Regions from separate parts of the Homo sapiens genome. Here all the other regions are linked to region 3. A link is a contact called in ENCODE Hi-C or POLR2A ChIA-PET data. All regions are on one chromosome and are shown on one strand. Each heading gives the region's core, a stretch centred on a gene start or an enhancer-like site at or near the end of the contact. The rest is flanking DNA. Distances are from core to core; before and after follow the strand shown. Region 1 holds the start of PARP14 (poly(ADP-ribose) polymerase family member 14). Region 2 holds the start of DTX3L (deltex E3 ubiquitin ligase 3L). Region 3 holds the start of GOLGB1 (golgin B1). Region 4 overlaps PARP14 (poly(ADP-ribose) polymerase family member 14).

Region 1 (4,411 bases), core at 1,821-4,320, 930 kb before region 3:
CAACAAGCTAAATTTTGTAAGTCAAGTTATTTAGAGTCATGGACCTCTGTGTTACAGTCCTTTTCTTATTCCCTAGACTTTGATAAAGTCCTGTCTAGGCATCTAAATGTGCCAGTCTGTTCTCAGATTGTGGGCAATATTTATGGGCACAAGTATTTCAGGAGAACAGTTGGTAATAATATGGGTATATGATCTCCAAAAAGGAGAAAGTCAATCTGGGAGGAAAAAGCTGAAACTCTGATGTCCAACCTCCCTTACCCAAGTGGACAGTCTTCCACCTGCACCAACTTTAGATCATCAACATTTAATTTTATTTAAGGAGAAGATGGGTTCTTACCACAAGGAACCCGACAACAACCAGGAACCAAACTATGTTGGTAAAGTATGATAAAATAGACACATCTGAAACAGGGCTTAAAATGTTATGTCAATTTACACCAACTTTTCAGAAATCCAGTGAACTATATAAAAGTGAGATACAGCTTCCCATTTGTTTCTATTTGCTATACATGAATAAATACGGAGAAGTGCTGGTGGGCTCATTCTTGTTATCTGCCTATTACAGTTTATATGAATCAAATCAGGTTATGCTATGGGCCCGCACCTGTTGAGGCCACTTCCTGGCATGGAGGGTGGAGAGTGTCCTCTGCAGAAGAAGAATGCACTTCTGGGACTTCAAGCGTAGGTCATTCATTGTTAGCAAATTCCTGACCCTTGTTACTGAGAAAGTGGTTCCTCAAGTAGGAAACTGAAACTGACTAGGGATTTTCCACCCCCAAGAACTTAGACCATACTAGGTTTCGAGTTTGTTTTTGTTTGTTTGTTTCTTTTTGTTTGTTTGTTTTTGTTTTGTTTTAGATGGAGTCTTGCTCTGTTGCCAGGCTGGAGTGCAGTGGTGCGATCTCACCTCACTGCAACCTCTGCCTCCCTGGTTCAAGCAATTCCCCTGCCTCAGCCTCCTGAGTAGCTGGGACTATAGGCGCACACCACCACGCTCGGCTAATTTTTTTGTGTGTTTTAGTAGAGACAGGGTTTCACCATGTTGCTCAAGGATGGTCTCGATCTCCTCAACTCGTCATCCACCTGCCTCAGCCTCCCAAAGTGCTGGGATTAACAGGCGTGAGCCACCACGCCCGGCCGGTTTTGAGTTTTAATAAGTTTTGGGTCATCTGTGCTGGGGGGTAAGACAAGAGGGGCCACTGGAGCAGCCTGGGGGTGGAGGAAGAGGAGTAGTGGGCTGGGGCCGGTCAAGGATGGAAGCCCAGCAGGAAGACTGAAATCTTTTCTGCTTGGAGGGCTAGAATTGAGTTATTTTATCATCACAAAATTATACTTTGTGCTATTTGTATTTTCATGCTGTTTAAATTTGTATAATTATTTCTTTTTGTTCATTTGGGGTTAACATTAACTACGGAAATTCTGAAACTTGAACACATTAGGGTCACCTGGGCTGCCGGTTAAATACACGCTTCCCACCCACCCCACATTCACTGAACCTGAATCTCTAAAACAGAGCTGGGAAGGTGCCTGGTTAACCTGCTCTCCAGGTGATTCAGATGCAGGTCAGACCTACTTCTAAGGATAATGGAATCTAAAGGAGAAAGAAGCATCCTTAAGGGCCAGATCGATGGTGATGCTGACCTCTGAAGTCAAAGTGGGGAAAACCCTCAAGGAAAAGTGACACCCAAAAGAGAAATGACTAATATCACACAGTTGCCCTTCTGAGCACTCCTTGGTAAAATTAATCCTAGGAAAACATGGTATTTTGTTTTCATAAGGGCCATGAGCCAAGCATATCTCCTGTCCCCCTCCTTCCTTCCTTCTGTGCGCCATTCTTTTTCTGTTTCATTTTTCCTTTTTGGATCCCTGCTTGGGCACTCTAATTGCATGGCCTCAGCCTCAGCCTCCTTGCCTCTCCTCTGGCCCGAATGCTTCTCCAAATCTAGCGACATGAAAGCGGAATTAGGGGTTGACTAGATCCCGATAGGTCATCATCCATAAGATGCCAGTGGAAAAGGTGCCCATTCTGGGAGCTGCAGGTCACTGGCTTCCCATTGCAGACCAGGGAGGCCCTTGAGCCAGCAGATCACCTCTGGGCTCTTGGCCCACCAAGTAGTGGTGGGTCTGTAAGGAGGGAACTTTGCCGACTTTCCCTCCAAAGCTCAAATCTCCCAACCCACAATCACTTCAGAATATCATCCTTGCTCCCAATCTGAGGGCCACTAGAGACTCGGAGAAGAGGCCCCGGCAGGCCCTCGACAATGGGCACCTGTGGTCGATCGACAGCCCCTCCAATGTGGCCGCTGTGACGGCTCTACGTTGACATTCAGGCAGTGTGATTTTAGGTAGCGCCTCTGCCCCTCTCCCAAGTGACCCCGGGACCCCTGGGAATCTCCAAGAACCACAAGGAATCTCTGTGACTTGCCACGTTTCTTAATCAGTTTCCTTCCCCACACAAGAATAATAACAACAGGAAAAGACAGAAAAGGATGATAAGAGGATAGACTCACTTCCACAACAACAACAACAAACAATAACACCACCACAACAGGGAAAGACAGAAAACGATCGAGGGATAAAGAGTTACTTGCGCGGTTCCGCCGCCACCTCCGGGCCGCGCCATTAAGCGCCTGGAAGCGCAGGGCGCCGGGGAACCGCAGCGCCCCGGGTGCGCTCGGAATCCATTCTGCCGCCCCCGCCCCCGCCCCCGCCCCGGCCACCTCCGCTACAGCAGCCGCCGAAGTCGGGCGGGTCACCCTCCCGTGCGTGCCCTGCCGCCATTTCCCTGGAGGGAGGGCAGAGGTGCCCCCTCCTCACCCCACCCCTCGCGCCCCTCACCGTCCTCCGGGTAGAAGAACACCAGGAAGCGGGATGGGCTCCTGGGATCCTGGCGGACCTCACACTCGCCGCCTCCCGACCTCTTCGGGCTCTGGAAGTACATCTGCAACTTGGTGTTCAAGTTCTTCGGGGGGTCGGGGCCCCAGGAGCCCTCGACCAGCAGCGGGAAGGAGCCGGGCACAGCCATCCTCAGCTCCGCTCTCCGCCGGACTGCAGGGGCCGCGCCAACTCCGGGCCGCTAACTTTGACTCTTTCGCTTTCGTTTCCTGGAAAACTCCCAGGCCTTGGTTTCCTTTTGCCTTCAGCCTAACACAGCGGACCCAGGAATGGCAGAGTCATCCCCCGCCCACCTCCCCACCTTCGCATTCGGCCCACAGCCAAGGCCAAAGTAACCCTTTGGGGCTGGCCAGCGGCGCCCCGGGAAGGCGGCCTCAGTTCACCTGTGCTCCACGGGCTCCCACACCCCCTCCTAACTCCGGGCCCCCTACCTGCCGCTCGCCCCAACCGCAGATCAAGTCGGCAGCTTTGGGGCACCAGACCTTGCCCAAACGCAAAGATCATTTAATTTTTGCCGCAAGCCGACCCTTTACAAAAGAATAAAATGACTCACAAACTGTGGCCCCTTTAGAATGTTTGCTGCCTATTTGGGGACTTTTTCAGCAATCATTGTGATTATCAGAATTTTACGTTGCTTTCCCTGTTTTGCTTTCTGTTCCTTGATCTGTTAATACTACATGTCTAGAAATGTGGGGGAAACAATTACACTCACAGTTTTTTTTGTGGAATATTTACTAGGCGCCATGCACTCACTCACTGAACCCTCGCTGAGCTCACGGAGCTATGGTGAACACAGTGGGCAATAGGTGCTCTGGGAAAGAATATACTTGTGTTCCTGGAACAGATGAGGAGTGGCTCCTAGTCCAGCTGTGGCGGCTCAGGGAGGGTTTATAGGGCGGTGACATGTAACCTGATAACCCCAGGATATCAGGGGATAGCCTTGGAGGGTTAGGAAGTGGGGTTCCACGGTGTGATTCACATGTACAGGATCACTCCGGCTGCTGCGTGGTGGCTAGAGTGGAGGCAGAGAGATCAGCCAAGTGGCTACCATAGTGTCCTAAGTGAGAGACAAGGGTGGCTGAGACTGGGGTGCTGGCAGAGAAGAACTGAGAAAACGAGGATTCTCAATTAATAGTGAAAGCAGGACTTGCTGAAGAATGTGAGCCTTGAGAGAAGGAGAAGCTCAAGGATGACTCCATGGTCAGCCATGGATGGCCCGTGCAAGTGGCTGGATAATAGTGGCATCTGCAAGAGGGGAGGCCGAGTGATGGGAGAGAAGCTGGGGCTGTGTGTTTCCTTGACCCCAAATAAAGCAGTGTTGCAAGTCGAGGGGGGCGGGGGGATTATCATTCCAGTGCTACCGATACCTCAGGTCAGAGAAGTGTCTGCTGGACTGCTGAGGAGCGGCAAGCATAGTCTCCTGGTGAGGAGGGAGGAGAGGGAGATGGCAGCTACTGAAGACTGAAAGGGAGGGAAGGAAGTGGAAGCAGAGAGCGTAACACGCTCTTTGCAGAAA
Region 2 (4,739 bases), core at 230-2,729, 810 kb before region 3:
ATGGGAGAGATTTCAAGTAATCCTCTCATTCCTGTGTCTGTACTCTGCCCCAGCACCTCCCAGTAAGGCTGCTCCCTGCATCCTGGAATGGTGGGTTGGCGATGGAGAAAGTCGGGGAGCTATTAAGAGCTCTAAAGTGTGCGGATTAAGTTTTACTATAGAAGTGAAAGCTTAATGACAATGGAACATTGTCCACCGATTAAACATCATGTTTCTAAAACTGTCTCCAGTCTCCCCTTTCCTTCTTCCTTCTTTCCCTCCCTCCCTCCCTTCCTTCCTTCTTTTTTTTTTTTTTTTTTTTTTTAGACGGAGTCTCACTCTGTCACCCAGGCTGGAGTGCAATGGTAGGACCTCGTCTCACTGCAACCTCTCTGCCTCCCGAGTTCCAGCGATTCTCCTGCCTCAGCCTCCAGAGTAGCTTGGATTACAGGTGCGCACCACCATGCCCGGGTAATTTTTGTATTATTAGTAGAGACGGAATTTCCCCATGTTGGCCAGGCTGGTCTCGAACTCCTGGCCTCAGGTGATCCACCAACCTCGGCCTCCAAAGTGCTAGGATTACAGGCGTGAGCCACCGCACCCGGCCCAGTCTCCCATTTCAATACTCATTATACAGGTAAGTGACAACAGCAGGAATCAAAAGTGCAGACTCCGAATTTTGTAAATATACATGTGTTTGCTGGCATTCATAAAAAAAGGCAGGAAGGAAATACACCAAATGGTCACATTGTTTATCTTCAGGTTGTTTTCTTTTTTACTCTTTTATTTCTATAGTGAGCATATATCACTTTTGTAATCCTCAAAAACACAAAATGGAACATCCTTTTGTTCATGGATGGAACAATGGAACCATTATTTAAAACATAAAAGTGGAATCCCTGAATGACAAGGACAGCAGCTGGCAGGCATCTGGGGGAAGGAAGATGACAGCTGAGAAATTAAGTTAGAATGAGGATATGGAAAGCATCCACACTAAGGCGCCGTCAGCCAGACCCGCACCAGGCACATGTGAGGCCCCATCCTCCACCGAGTGTTCACTGTCTCAGTGAGTCTCTTGGCAGTAGGGCCCCGTCCCTGTCCGCCACCGCACAGTGACATACTTTCTCCCGCCCTCTCCCCTAGGTCAGCTGGAACTGGGTCCGCCTGGAAACCCGGGGGCCGGGCCCCCAGAGGGCTTTCGCAGCCTGGCCGCCCGAAGCTCACCTGCCCTTTCACTGAACTCCACCCGGAAGGTGCCCGGGGCTTCGTGTTCCTGGGTGCTGACCGTGCACTCCCCGCCGCCCGAGGACTTAGAGCTCTGGAAGTAGCTCTCCAGCTTCCTTCGTACTCGGGGGCCGGACTTGTACACCCGCACGAGGAGCGGGGACGGCGGGCGCAGGTGGGAGGCCATGGCTCTGCGCGTCGGGAGGGCGCGGGGGCTCCGGGAGGCAGCTGGGCGGTAAAGGCGCGGCCCGCCCTGCGGACTGGGCGCAAAGTTTCAGTTTCGCTTCCCTGGAGGTCCCTCCCTGTTCCCGGCAGAGCCGCTTCCCCCTCCTCCCTGTGCTGTCTGCACCGAGGAGAGCGGCCTGCCGGGTGAGTAGGTCCGGTGCCTCTGGGCCCTCGGGGTCCCCTCTCCTGCAGGCTCGAGGTGGGCGGGGAGAAGGGGGACGGGCGCGGACCCGGGTCCCAGGGCCAGGCCTCCCTTGTGAGTAGACTATGCAAAGAAAGTAAGTTTCTCCTGTGTTTCTTATTCTTTGTAACTCTTACTGCTGTTACCACTATTATTTGATCCTAAAAAGTAATTCACATTCTGAATCCATGTTAAACTTACCCATTTTTGAAAATTTGAATGTGTTCATCTGGTAATTGTGACCTGTTACCCCTTCCCTCCCTCCAACTCTACCCTTTAGACGGGCTTCTGCGGGCTTTTCTCCTCCATTGCTTGATTTAACCAACAGCACTGAATTGTTTCTTGCTGCCCAAAGAGCAGAGCAAGGCCCTGATGTCAAGGGCTGGTGAGGGGAGGCGGACCTGTGAACCAAGGAGCAAAACTTCTCCAAGGCCTCCAAGGGGAAGTTTCAAGCAGAATCTTAATAAATTGAGTGTGGCGGCGAGATGGGGAGGACAGGATTGGGGGGAAAAGCACCTGAGGCTTAGGGACCACTGTGGTCTGAAGCACAGAGTGGGCCTGGGGCCTGGGAGGAGAGGAGATGGGTGAGGGGATGAAGGAGGGAGAGCCTACCTAGATGGGCACTGTCCAGCAGAAATACAATGGGAGCCAGTAGGTTCATTCTAAAATTTTTGCAGCCATATTTTTTAAAGGATAAAGAAACAGATGAAATTAATTTTAATGATTTTTAGGAAATTTTTAAAGGATAAAGAAACAGATGAAATTAACTGTAATGATGTTATTTAGCTTGACATATCCAAAACTTAATCATTTCAGCATGTAATGAGATTTTTACATTCTTTTTATCATACCACGTCTTTGCAACCCAGTGTTTTTCTTATACTTACATCACATCTCGATTCAGACTGGCCACATGTAGCCTCAGTAGCTATGTGAGGCTGATAGTCCACCCTGGACAGGACATATTTAGATGGTGAAAAGCCTTGAAGAGCAGTGAAGATGACCTGAAGGGCTTTAAGCAGGGAAAGCAAGAAAATGACTTGCCAGATTTGCATTTTAGAAATATGGTGCTGACAACCGTGTGGAGGACACATTTACAAGCAGGGATGAGTGGCGGCAGAGAGGCCTGAGATAAGGTTTTTGCACATGGCTGGTAAGACTGGAAATGGGCCCGTCTTTACTGTGAACAATTTGGCAATACTGTCAGAATTACAACTGCATATACTTTTTGGTTCTGGAGTTCCATTTCTAGGAATTTGTCCCATTGATATATTAGCCCCTGTGTGAAGTGACCTGTGTACAAAGATGTTCTTTACAGCCTTGTTTACAATAGCAAAAGATAGGGAACTCTTTAATGCCCATAAATAGGGGGACTAGCAGTTTAATAATAATAGTATATCTATACAATGGAATACAATGGGCAGTAGGAAAAATGAAAAAGCTCTCTATGTGCTAACATGAAAAGATCTCTAGGATACATTATGTGGGAAAAATAAGATGCAGAAGTGTGTGTATAAGCTACTACCTTTCGTGTAAAAAATGCCACTGGAAGAATACAGGAGAAGCGCTGATTGACTCTGGACAGGGAATTTAGCAGCGGAGACAGGAGGAAACCTTTTACATTTTCTAAATTTGAACCATGTAAATGTAATACCTATTCAAACAATAAAATGTCAAACTAGGTACATTTAAATCTTTGAAAAGAGTATATTGATGGCTGGGCGCGGTGGCTCACGCCTGTAATCCCAGCACTTTGGGAGGCCAAGGCAGGCGGATCATGAGGTCAGGAGATCGAGACCATCCTGGCTAACATGGTGAAACCCCGTCTCTACTAAAAAAAATACAAAAAAAAAAAAAATTAGCCAGGCGTGGTGGTGGGCGCCTGTAGTCCCAGCTACTAGGGAGGCTGAGGCAGCAGAATGGCGTGAACCCGGGAGGCGGAGCTTCCAATGAGCCAAGATCGCGCCACAGCCTGGGCGACAGAGTAAGACTCCGTCTCAAAAAGAAAAGAAAAGAAAAGAAAAGAAAAGAAAAGAAAAGAAAAGAAAAGAGTATATTGCCACAGCTCAGGCAAAAGTTGCTGAGACTCTGAAGTGAGGCAGTGTCAGTGGGCGAGGAAGGAAGGGGCATATTTGAAAGTGATTTAGTTTGTCAGGTCCCAGATATGAGACAAAAAAGACTCAGGGAAAGTTCCTAGATTTCTGATTTGAGTACGTAAATGGTATTATCATTTACTGAGCTGTAGAATCCAGGAGATAAAGTATGGATTTGGTGGGGGTGGGATGGAGGATTGGGGACCAGGAGATAAGAGGTCTACTTTTGCAGAGGCTAATTTGAGGGGACTGTGAGACCTCCAGGTGGAGTTGAAAAATGGGGCTCAGGAGAGCCATGGCCTAGAACTGCAGATATAAGAGTCATATTTGCAATTGGTGAGTTGAAGCCATGGAAATGGATGAGATCACTCCTGGGGAGTATGCAGAATGAGATGAAAAACGCCTTAGACAGAATCCTGGGGCAAACAATTAAGAGGGAGATGGTGGAAGTGAACGCAGGGAAAAGGCCTGTAAAGGCAAAGTGAAGGGTAATAGAAGAACCAAGGGAAGATGGCATAGGAGAAGCCAGGAAAGCAGAATTTCAGGAATCAAAGAGTGAAATACTATAGAAAGTGGTCCAGTAAAGATGGATAGAAGATAATCCATTGGCATTAACCACATGAGGGATTCTGATGAGCAGTTTCTCTTCTTTTTTTTGAGACAGGGTCTCATTCCTCTTGCCCAGGCTGGAGTGCAGTGGCACAATCACAGCTCACTACAGCCTGAACTTCCCACCAAGTGATCCTCCCATCTCAGCCTCCCAAGTAGCTGGGACTATAGGCATGCACCAACATGGCCAGCTAACTTTTTGTATTTTTAGTAGAGATGAGGTCTTGCCATGTTGCCCAGGTTGGTCTCGAACTCCTGAGCTCAAGCAATCTGCCTGCCTCTGCCTCCCAAAGTGCTGTGGTTACAGGTGTGAGCCGCCATGCCTGGCCACTGGCAGTTTCAAAAGGGTGCTGGGAATGAGGCAGGGAGCCAGGTTATAGTAGGCTGAGTGGGCAGGTGGACAGAAGGAGAGTCCACTACTCATTCCA
Region 3 (4,393 bases), core at 1,209-3,708:
CCTAATTATCTTTTATTATCTTGATCACCCTCTCAGAGCCTAAATTGCTTCCATTAAGTTGCATTCTAAATTATTTCCAGTCCTTCAGTGAACTTAGAAATAATATGTTTTGCTCTTTAACTTCTCCACCTCATTTTCTTCCTTCACACCCCTAGTGTTCACTATAATTCTCACCATACTGTGCTCACCCAATAATAGAAGGTAGAGCTATAAGAAGACCTACTAGACAGAAAAAATTCTAATCTCGTCTCCCATAAGAAACTTTCATTCTGTTAAAACTGAAAGGTAAATTCTAAGGTCGAATGTGGAAATAAGTATGTAGAAAGGTAAATTTTGTGTAAGGGAGTACAATAGGACTCTCAGTGATGGCTTCTATTTTCTCTAAGATAGAAGCAAGTTCATCTGCTAGGAGTGTGAAGTGTAGACACGGGGTTGGGACTTAAAGAGGATGTTAAAGGTTTGAATAATTGTGGCAAATAGGAGAGGAAGCTGAAGACAAGAAGGATTTGGGAGTGTGCTGAAGATGGAGTTCAGCTGGAAACTGAATGTGCAGTGGTCAGGACATTGATGTCACTGATGACATTGTCCTGATGTCTCCTGCAGCATTTTGCTCCCCAAAGGTAGAAGTAGAGACCAATGGTTGGACTGATGCAGGTTTAGGACTTTGCTGGGTGGATACAATCAGGGATATAAGAATATGATGTATTCATTAAGTACTGCAGCATTCAAATTCTGTCTCTGCCCCTCACCATGTGACCTTGTGCAAATTATTTAACCTTCTGAAGTCTTATTGTCTCACATTTAAGATAAGGATAATCATATATACTTTATTAATTTAACAGATATTGAGTGCCCTCCTCTATACTTTTCTGGGACCTGGAGATAAAGCTGAGATCAAAATTACTACCTTCCTGGAGCTTATAATCTAATGAGAAGAGAGATACCAGATAAATGAAATATATAGTACTTTAGATGGCAAAATGCTTAGGGGAAAAAGAAGCAAAGAAGAAGTATATAGTGCATGCAGGAAATTGCAATTTTATTTATGTTTGTATTGATACATATTTGTACATATTTATGGGGTGTGGTAGTTTGATATATGCATACAATGTGTAATGATCAAATCAGGGTGTTTAGGATATCTATCACCTCAAACATTTATCATTTTTGTGTTTGGAACATTTCTAATCTCCTAGTTATTTTGAAATATATAACATATTGTTAACTATAGTCACCCTACTGTGCTATCAAACACTTGAACTTATTCCTTCTATCTACGTTTGTACCCATTAACCAATCTCTTCCCTCCCTCCCCCAACTCCACCTTCCCAGCCTCTGGTACTTATCTCTACTCCATGAGATCAACTTTTTAAGCTCCCACATGAGTGAGACCATGGGATATTTGTCTTTCTGTGCCAGACTTATTTCACTTAGAATAATGACCTCCAGTTCCGTAAGATGGGCAGCCAGGAAAGGCCTTACTTAGCTGATGTTTGAATTGTGAAGTTATGTAATCATTAAGATGAGTATACATACAATGGGCCAGCTGAGTGCACAGCAAGATTCAATAAATTCAAACTAACATTACTCTTATTGCCAAGAGAGTGCCTGAAATGACAGCTCATTGGAAACTGGCTACTTTCCTTCCCTTTCCTTAGGGGTTTAAGGAAAGCATGAGTGATTTCAGTCTTTTGCTGGAGCTCCTCACTGACACTCATTGCAGAGCCTGAGCCCTCAACTCTCAATCTTTGCTTAGGTCCTGGCTTAGGCTCCACTTTGTAAGAGGCACCTTCCTAGTATTCACTACTCTCTCTCTCACAATCATGTCCTTACAGACATTGCTGATCCTCTTTCATACTGACACCGGGTTCTAGTCCGAGTTCCATCACTAAGTCGCTGTTTGACTTTGGGCAAGTTACTTCTGTGGTTAATTATTTTTCATCAACAAAATCAAAAGGTGAAACTAGACGAACAACTAAGAGGCTCCAGTATTTTTTCAATCTAAGAGTCCCATATCCCCCACTCCCTTCTCACAGCTCATTCAACAATCCTAATGGCAGCGGGTGCCCGCAGTCTCAAGTCTCTGCCGAAGCCCAAGCCGCTGTCTCGGTCAGTCACAACCGACGAAGAGGAGGAATTGGAGGAAGCCAGCATAACCACTTCACACTGAGAACATCTGACCTTTCCCAGAACGCCCGCCCACTCGACACTTCCTGTCCCTCCCCAGATCTTGTTCCGGGGCACCTACTCGCGTCTAATCACTCCCCTCATTCACTCTTTAGGGTCCATTGGCTGTTTCTTTGAGGAAGCGGAGCATCTTCTGTCGTTGATTGGTTTCCGTCATTGTTGATAGGTTGGTAACAAACAAGGTGTGCCTGGTCTCCCTGGTAACGTCCTGCCGATAGTCCTGATTGGTCGGTGTCTTAATCCCATCTTCCGTCCCAACTGCTAGTGGCTGAGTCCCTGGCGGGGCGCGGCGGTGGAAGGTGTCGCGTACGGGCTTCCCGAGCTGACGTGGCTTGAATTGGGAGGGGGGCAGCTGGAGCCTCAGGCGGCAGCGCTTCTAGGTGAGTAGGGGACGCTACCCAACTCTTCCCTCTGCGAGTCCAATAACGGTCACCCCCGCCAGAGGGGCCGCGGGAGCTGCCCAAGCAGCTACACCGGAGTCCCCTCCTCGCCCCGCCTCTCCCGGATTCAGTCCTGGATCCGGCCCTTCACCCGCCTCCTTCACCTACCAGGCCTAGTTCTAGTAGCCCACAAGCCTCGGCCTCTCCGGTGGGCCTTCGGGGTCACCCTGCGCAGACTTGGACCACTTGCTCACGGTCTGTCCCCTCCCCGGTACGTTTCTCCTCTGGGAGCGACGGGGAAAAGCGCCTAGGTCAGTCCTGTCCGCACGGCCTTGTTCCTGGAGCGGCCTGCCTAAGTCGGCCTCCGTACGCAGCCGCTGACGTCGGAAAGAACCTGCTGGGCCCCTGTGCTCAGGCCCTAAACAAACTTGGTGTCCCGAAGGGGAGGCGCGACCAAAAGAAATCAAAGGTCTTTAGGGCGGAGATCACAGAATCATTGGAGATATTAATGCAAACGGAGGCCTGTCCAATAATCCTGCTAATGCTAATGGGTTACTGGAAAGATGAGAAGAGAGGAAAGATCCCAACGATCCCGTCAACACGAAAATCCCAGGAATCAGAGGTGGGCAGGCTGTTAGAGAAAAAGGAACCTCTAAGAGAGTTCTCGAGGAAAAATAACTTGGTTTGATGGTGTGGAGTATGTTTAATCTGCACAACCGGAATGTGAAAGGGAGGGTGAGTCCTTTGAGGAATGAGGAATATATTTGTCTGACTTATTTAAAGAGCTCCAGTTGGTCTATGGGGAGCGGACAGTTTGAGAGTGGGACAGGGATATTTACAATCATGGGTAAGTACTTTCACTTTTGGAGATAGTTGGAAGCTGTCTGAGCATTTAAAGGACCTTTTTACAGTTCTGTGCAAGATGCAAGCAAGTGGAGGGCTCTTTACATAAGGGCCAGAGGCCTTTCCAAAAGCGTGAATTGATAAGATTTAGATGGTCAGAATGGTTATGAAGGGGCAAACTCAGGAAATATCCTATTGGAAAAATGGCAGGATTTGGTTTTGGAATAGATGCAGGAAAAAGTTGAAGAGTACTCAAAAGTTGCAGGCATTGTACATTAACTGCTTCATAGCTTTTACTTCTCATCCCTTGACCACAGAATGACCATTTAATGTTTTTCTTTTCACTGCATCAATATTTTTTACTACCTCAGCAGCTTCCAAACCTTTTAATTGCACTCCCTATCAGTAAAACATTTTTGAGCATGCATCTCCCCAAATGTTGTGTGTTTAATTATTTATAGTGTATGACTACCACTGTAAATATGTTGTGTATAATATGAAATATGCAAAAGTATAAACGTAAAAGAATGAAGTTTTTAAAAAGCCTTGTCCACACCTTGGGACCTCCCAACCCAATTTGACAATCACGTAAAGATACTTCCTTGTTTTTCAAGAAGGTCGTTGGCATTTCTGGCATCCAGACTCTGGGATGCAGCCTTTCTTAAACATGATCTTTAGAAGATTTTTTTCAACCTTCTGCTTGAGTTTTATAGGCCCCCTTTCTTTTTCTCCCTTTGATTAATGGATTAATTAAAGGGATGTTGACTTTATCCTTGTTTATAAAATAAATCATTCATTAATTTCTCTAGGTTAATTACTATTAGGAATACCACTGATCATTACATACCAGTCTGTGGTTAGAAACCATTATGTAAAAGGAGACTAAGCTCTATATTGCTGTATTTTTAATTAAGCTATTTTAAAATCAGCTATATGCTTTTGATAAAAGGAAATTTAATACAGAAGGATACAATGTAAAAAAA
Region 4 (4,934 bases), core at 88-2,587, 950 kb before region 3:
CTAGAGAGTGTTGTGGAAGTATCTGCCTGCCAGGTCTTGATTCTCGGTCTTCCTTCATTGACTAAGGTGGCTGCTGGTCTGATGGTAACTTTACCACTGAGTTGGGACCACGTGAGCTCACAGTGACAACGCCTCATTTCATCGTTTATCTCCTCAATGAGGTGATTCTTTTTCTGTAAGAACTTCCATAAGGGAAGATCTAGTGACTCTTCAAATGGTGCTGGAAGCTTGATCAGAGGCTTCTCCTTTCCATACAAGGCTGTGCCCAATGAGGCATAGTATGGGAACACAGAAAGTGGCATTTTATTGAAGTCGAGTTTTGTGGCCATGATGGTGTCTAACACTTAAAAGGAAAGAAGTAAAATAATGTAAGCCCAGGATGATATATGGCAAATAAAAACAAAACAAAATTTTCCTATTTTAGAGAAAAAAAAATCTAATGTTTTTCTAACACTTAAAGGAAAGAAATAAAACAATGTAAGACCAAGATGATATGTGGCAAAGAAAAACAAAACAAAATCTTCCCATTTTAGAGTAAAAAAAACTAATGTTGGTAGAATTTTGATGTTACAGCGTATTAAAAAGCAATATACTCTCAAAGTGCTCAAATATAAACTGATATGTGTTAGCAGTGCACAGGTATCCCTTATTGAATGGAATAATTACTTTCTAGCCAAGATCCATCTATGTTGAAATCTTGTTAATTAAATTCTGTTTACTGTTTTCCTGATATTACTGATATATCACCATCATGTTAAGAAATACATGAGTTTGGTCACAATCGTGAGAATAATGTTTGCCCTAGTATAAAAAATATTTTGGTGCTCAAAGTATAAAAAATATTTTGGTGCTCAAAGTGAAGCTCACCTTAGTATTATGCTATTTGTTCTTCTTGTACAGTCCTATAATTTTAGGCTTCAAAGTTGACTTAGATTAACATTAATACCTCAAAAAGGAGGAGCATAATAATAAATTATTATAGCTTAGCATGTGTCACACACTATTCTGAGTGCTTTACATATATTTAATTCATTTCATCCTCACAACAACCATTTGAGGTAGAGACATTATTATTATCATCCTACTAAAACTGAGGCTAGGAAAGGTTAGATAACTTGGATAGGGTTACATAGACTGCAGATAATTCAGCTGAGATTCAGTGGTTGTCCAACCCCAACGCCCATCCTCTTGCCCCTCTACCAAATCCAAGTTATCATCACTGTCCTCTGAGAGCCCAGCCCCACAGACTATGATTCAGTAAGAACCACACCTCCTCCTGGCCCTGCTGGAATCTCCCTTTTCCACTTCACTGGGTGTGTTTGCATGTGTGTGCATGTGCATGCTCTTCTCTTCCAAGCCCCTCCTCGTTTTGTGTAAGTTATTAAGCAGAGCATCTGCAGAAAGGGAATCAGAATGTGCTCCAATAACAACTTGGGTTAAAAGAGCAACCTTTGTGGAAAGATGTTAAAAATAACTTCACCTTGTGTATGATTGGGTCCTAGAGCTGGTATCAAGCATGAGGGAAAAGCAGTGGCCTTCAGAGGCCCAAACATATAGCTTCAACTTCCCTGTGGCAGCCCTGAGCTTTATAGCTTCAACATGGCTCTGTGGCAGCCCTGAGCCTGGGCAGTATTTATGATTACCAACTTACTGAGCACCATCAGGCACCAGGCTCTTTGCTGGTATTATTTCATTTCAACCTCACAGCATTCCTCTAAGTAACCAGTAATGTGAACCCCATTTTACAGATAAGAACACAGAGGCTTAGGTGGGTTAAAGTAACTCGGCCAAGATTACAAAGCTAGTAAGCACCAAGGCCAGGAATCAAACTCAGGTCTGTCTGACTCAAGAACCATCACAGATGTCACCTTAATATGCCTTAAAGTCTCCATCCTGCTTTTCTTGTCTGTAAGGACAAAGTTTATCTAACTGTGCAGATTATTAATGGGATTGTGAGATACTGTAGCAGAAAAAACAGCAAAAGATCTTACAGACATAGGTGTTCAATGAAAATTCTCTTAAGAAATAAAACAGATTTTGTGAAGTTGAACCAAATAATTTTACAGTAAAATGCCTAATTTTTTCCTTTCAAGAAATCTACATAAAACACAATATTGTACAATAAATTCTCTTTTAAACCAAGCTCTATCTACCATCTGCCTCATTATTGGCAACCCATTGTGAATGGTGAAATATCCTATAAGAAAAATTAACGTTATAGGTGAACAGGAGATTTGGAAAGAGGAGAGAAGTTAGGGTATATGTTATGGGACCAGAATACCCAAGTTCAAATCCTGACTATGTCACTCACTAGCTGTGTAATCTTGGGCAAGTTATTGGACCTTTCTGTGCTTCAGTTTCGTCATGTGCAAAACAGGGATTATAACAATCAAGATGCCCATAAGACTGTCTGAATGCACTTGGTAATAACCTGCGAAGCTATGCAAATGTAAGTTAAAATTAAAAGAAGGAGAAGCTAAGCTGGGTGCAGTGACTCACGCCTATAATCCCAGCACTTTAGGAGGCAAAGGAGGGAGTATTGCTTGAGCCCAGGAGTTCAAGACCAGACTGGGAAACATGGCGAAACTCCATCTCTACTAAAAATACAATATATTAGCTGGGTATGGTGGCATGCACCTGTACTCCCAGCTACTCTGGAGGCTGAGGTGGAAGGATCACCTGAGCCTGGGGAGGCTGATGCTGCAGTGAGCCATGATCATGCCACTGCACTCCAGCCTGAGAGACAGTGAGACCCTGTCTCAAATACATAATAAAATGAAAATAAAAAATAAAAAGGAGAAGCTAGAGAACATAAAAGAAAGTCAGTAAATCACAGATGGTGGAGGACAGAGAATGAGTGAGTTTGGAGGAGGAGGTGTGGTCAAAAAAGTTAGATGGTGCAAAGAGATCAGGGAGAAAGGGAACCTTTGAGAGTGCCTCATAGAGTTTACATGAATAGCTCTGGCAGAAAATAAACCTTAATTAAATAGTACTTAACATTAGTTGTATATGTGCAGAATAGCCCTTCTGAGGACAAACCCAACAGCCCCATGCCCTAAAGATGTTTGAAAGCCCTGAAAATATCAACTCTCACCACAAACTGGGAGGTTAATTTCTAGGGTAGAGGATTTTATGTACCCCTCTCTCTCCCTGGGCCCAAGACCAGGCAGAGGGAGATTTGAATATGTGACAGAAGCTCCTCTTTGTCCCTTTGCCCAAGGAATAGTAGGTCTTTCATTCCATTTTAATTCAAACCATACTTTCATCCAGTTTTCCCAACACATGAAAACTGAGTTGGGAAAAGGGAGGTTCCTTCAAGTACCTTGTTGAAACAACTTCTCTCAAGTGGGTGGCATACCACATTATCCTATGTCATGCCCCACCCTGATTAATCCCAGGCACAGTTTTCCTTCTTTTCCCAAGAAGCCTGGCCCCCTAATTCCTTCTGCTCAGCCTTGACTTCTGAACACAAGTGGAACCTCCAAGCTGACCTTGCATATGCCTCAGAGAACTGGCAGTCTATATCACAAAACACTCAGAAGTGTTTCTCTAAGGTTCAGCTAGACATGGGTTTCACAGGGTCACTCCAAACAATAGTCCAGCAGGCATCCACTGGTCATGTGAAACCACTCCTGTCCATTTTTGAATGATGATACAATAGGTGAAAGGAGTGGTACTTTATAGGAACTCTATGAGTTGCTGAGTATTTCTTTACCTAACCTTGTCATAATTAATTTGAGAGCTTCTATCAAGTGTGTGGCTAAAACACAGATCATCTCCTTTTTAATATATTATTTCAAAGATCCCAAGAATATATTTTTCAGCCCATCATAGGTAGAGACTCATGAAAAAACCTCCTTATATCTTTCAAAAACTTGATTTTGCTTCTCTAAAGTCTGAATCACTGGCCTTATTAAGCATCATATCGCAGATGAACAGGATTATTTATTCAATTCCCAAAGAAATACATAAATAAACAAATAAAACACATCAGAACTAAATTTATAACTATTAAGCTCTGCTAATAATGGCCTAGATTATGCCAGGTATGACAGGTTAATAAATATTACCTTTTCTGTCAAAAAATTCAATCAGAGCTGAACTCTCTTCAGGAAAATATTCAACATTGGCAACTCTTCCCCCTCCATTATAGGGATTTTCAAAGAAAAGTTTTAAACTGTAGTCATCAGCACCAGGTGGCAGGTTTTCAACCCTGATTGTGTTTGTCACTTCCAGAAGTCTTGGAGAAAGCTGAAGTTGTTTAATTGAATGGTGCTTGGTACAATCATCAACAAATCTTATAGTATCTACAAACCAAAAAAAAAAAGAAAGAAAATCAGTAAATTTTTATTGTATCTTTATGTTGTATAGAAGAAAATGTCTGGCTACTAATTGAAATAAAAGGAAGAGCTAAGCACTCCATTTTTAGACACAAGATTTTAATACCTACATGAGAATTTACATACCTAAAACTCCCAGTCGCTGGGCGACACACACACGAATGTCTTACTTGGATTGCTGCCACTGAGCTGTGTCCCCACTTCCTGCCCCAGACCTCACCAACCCTCCTGAGGGTTTTCCCTACAAATCTCATTTCACCCCTTTCTCAAGCCCTTCAATGGCTCCCCATTACCTGCAGGTATGAGCGTTGACACTCCTCAGCCAGGTGTACAATGCCCTTGGTGATGTGACTCGAAACTAATTTCCAAGCATCACCTTCGGTTATTCCCTGCCATTCATTTTATTGTCCGTGTTGCCACAAAAACTAGTCATTATTTTTGTAAAACCCCTTCTCCTTGAAAGGGTCTTTGTGTATACAATTTCCTGCATTTGGAATGCTCTTCTCTAGTTTTTGTCTTGATCCTATTCATCTTTTAGGACTCAACTCAATTGTCTCTTTAATAATAAGTATTGGCCGGGCGTGGTGGTTCATG

The links. Hi-C counts contacts between places; a loop is a spot of excess contacts on that map. ChIA-PET counts read pairs that join two places held with the same protein, here RNA polymerase II (POLR2A). Pooled maps may share reads with other maps.
Region 1: a map of CD8-positive, alpha-beta T cell shows a loop between it and region 3 (5-fold over the local background). The contact joins the promoter of PARP14 here to the promoter of GOLGB1 in region 3. A Hi-C loop is called at or near these places in 2 of 168 maps with a recorded cell type or tissue (CD8-positive, alpha-beta T cell and chondrocyte) and 15 of 50 pooled maps. POLR2A ChIA-PET finds 5 or more read pairs at or near these places in 1 of 52 experiments (GM12878).
Region 2: a map of naive thymus-derived CD4-positive, alpha-beta T cell shows a loop between it and region 3 (10-fold over the local background). The contact joins the promoter of DTX3L here to the promoter of GOLGB1 in region 3. A Hi-C loop is called at or near these places in 1 of 168 maps with a recorded cell type or tissue (naive thymus-derived CD4-positive, alpha-beta T cell), 1 of 37 single-sample maps with no recorded cell type and 10 of 50 pooled maps. POLR2A ChIA-PET finds 5 or more read pairs at or near these places in 1 of 52 experiments (CD4-positive, alpha-beta T cell).
Region 4: a pooled map shows a loop between it and region 3 (2.5-fold over the local background). The contact joins the enhancer-like site here to the promoter of GOLGB1 in region 3. A Hi-C loop is called at or near these places in 2 of 168 maps with a recorded cell type or tissue (CD8-positive, alpha-beta T cell and chondrocyte) and 9 of 50 pooled maps. POLR2A ChIA-PET finds 5 or more read pairs at or near these places in 1 of 52 experiments (GM12878).

Annotation. Positions count from the first base shown.
Region 1 is chr3:122,679,498-122,683,908 of GRCh38, reverse strand. PARP14 (poly(ADP-ribose) polymerase family member 14) reads right to left here and starts at 3,070. Exons shown (of 17, transcript NM_017554.3): 1 at 2,839-3,070. The coding sequence starts at 3,025. RefSeq lists enhancers at 657-846, 2,332-2,421, 2,963-3,362, 2,787-3,559, 3,963-4,082 and 1 more and a silencer at 2,673-2,722.
Region 2 is chr3:122,561,078-122,565,816 of GRCh38, reverse strand. It overlaps DTX3L (deltex E3 ubiquitin ligase 3L), which reads right to left and starts at 1,479. Exons shown (of 5, transcript NM_138287.3): 1 at 1,204-1,479. The coding sequence starts at 1,390. It overlaps PARP9 (poly(ADP-ribose) polymerase family member 9), which reads left to right and starts at 1,517. Exons shown (of 11, transcript NM_001146105.2): 1 at 1,517-1,572. RefSeq lists an enhancer at 1,472-1,591 and a silencer at 1,632-1,731.
Region 3 is chr3:121,747,806-121,752,198 of GRCh38, reverse strand. It overlaps GOLGB1 (golgin B1), which reads left to right and starts at 2,458. Exons shown (of 22, transcript NM_001366282.2): 1 at 2,458-2,567. RefSeq lists enhancers at 2,491-2,730, 2,751-2,800.
Region 4 is chr3:122,694,799-122,699,732 of GRCh38, reverse strand. PARP14 (poly(ADP-ribose) polymerase family member 14) reads right to left here. Exons shown (of 17, transcript NM_017554.3): 5 at 4,071-4,307; 6 at 1-343. Among named protein-coding and RNA genes, the nearest start is that of PARP14, 16 kb to the right of the region's middle. Within about 2 kb of position 1,337, at least 2 of the 41 ENCODE cell types and tissues checked have a DNase peak (open chromatin) inside an H3K27ac peak, as active enhancers do; they include GM12878, where a contact is called at or near this core.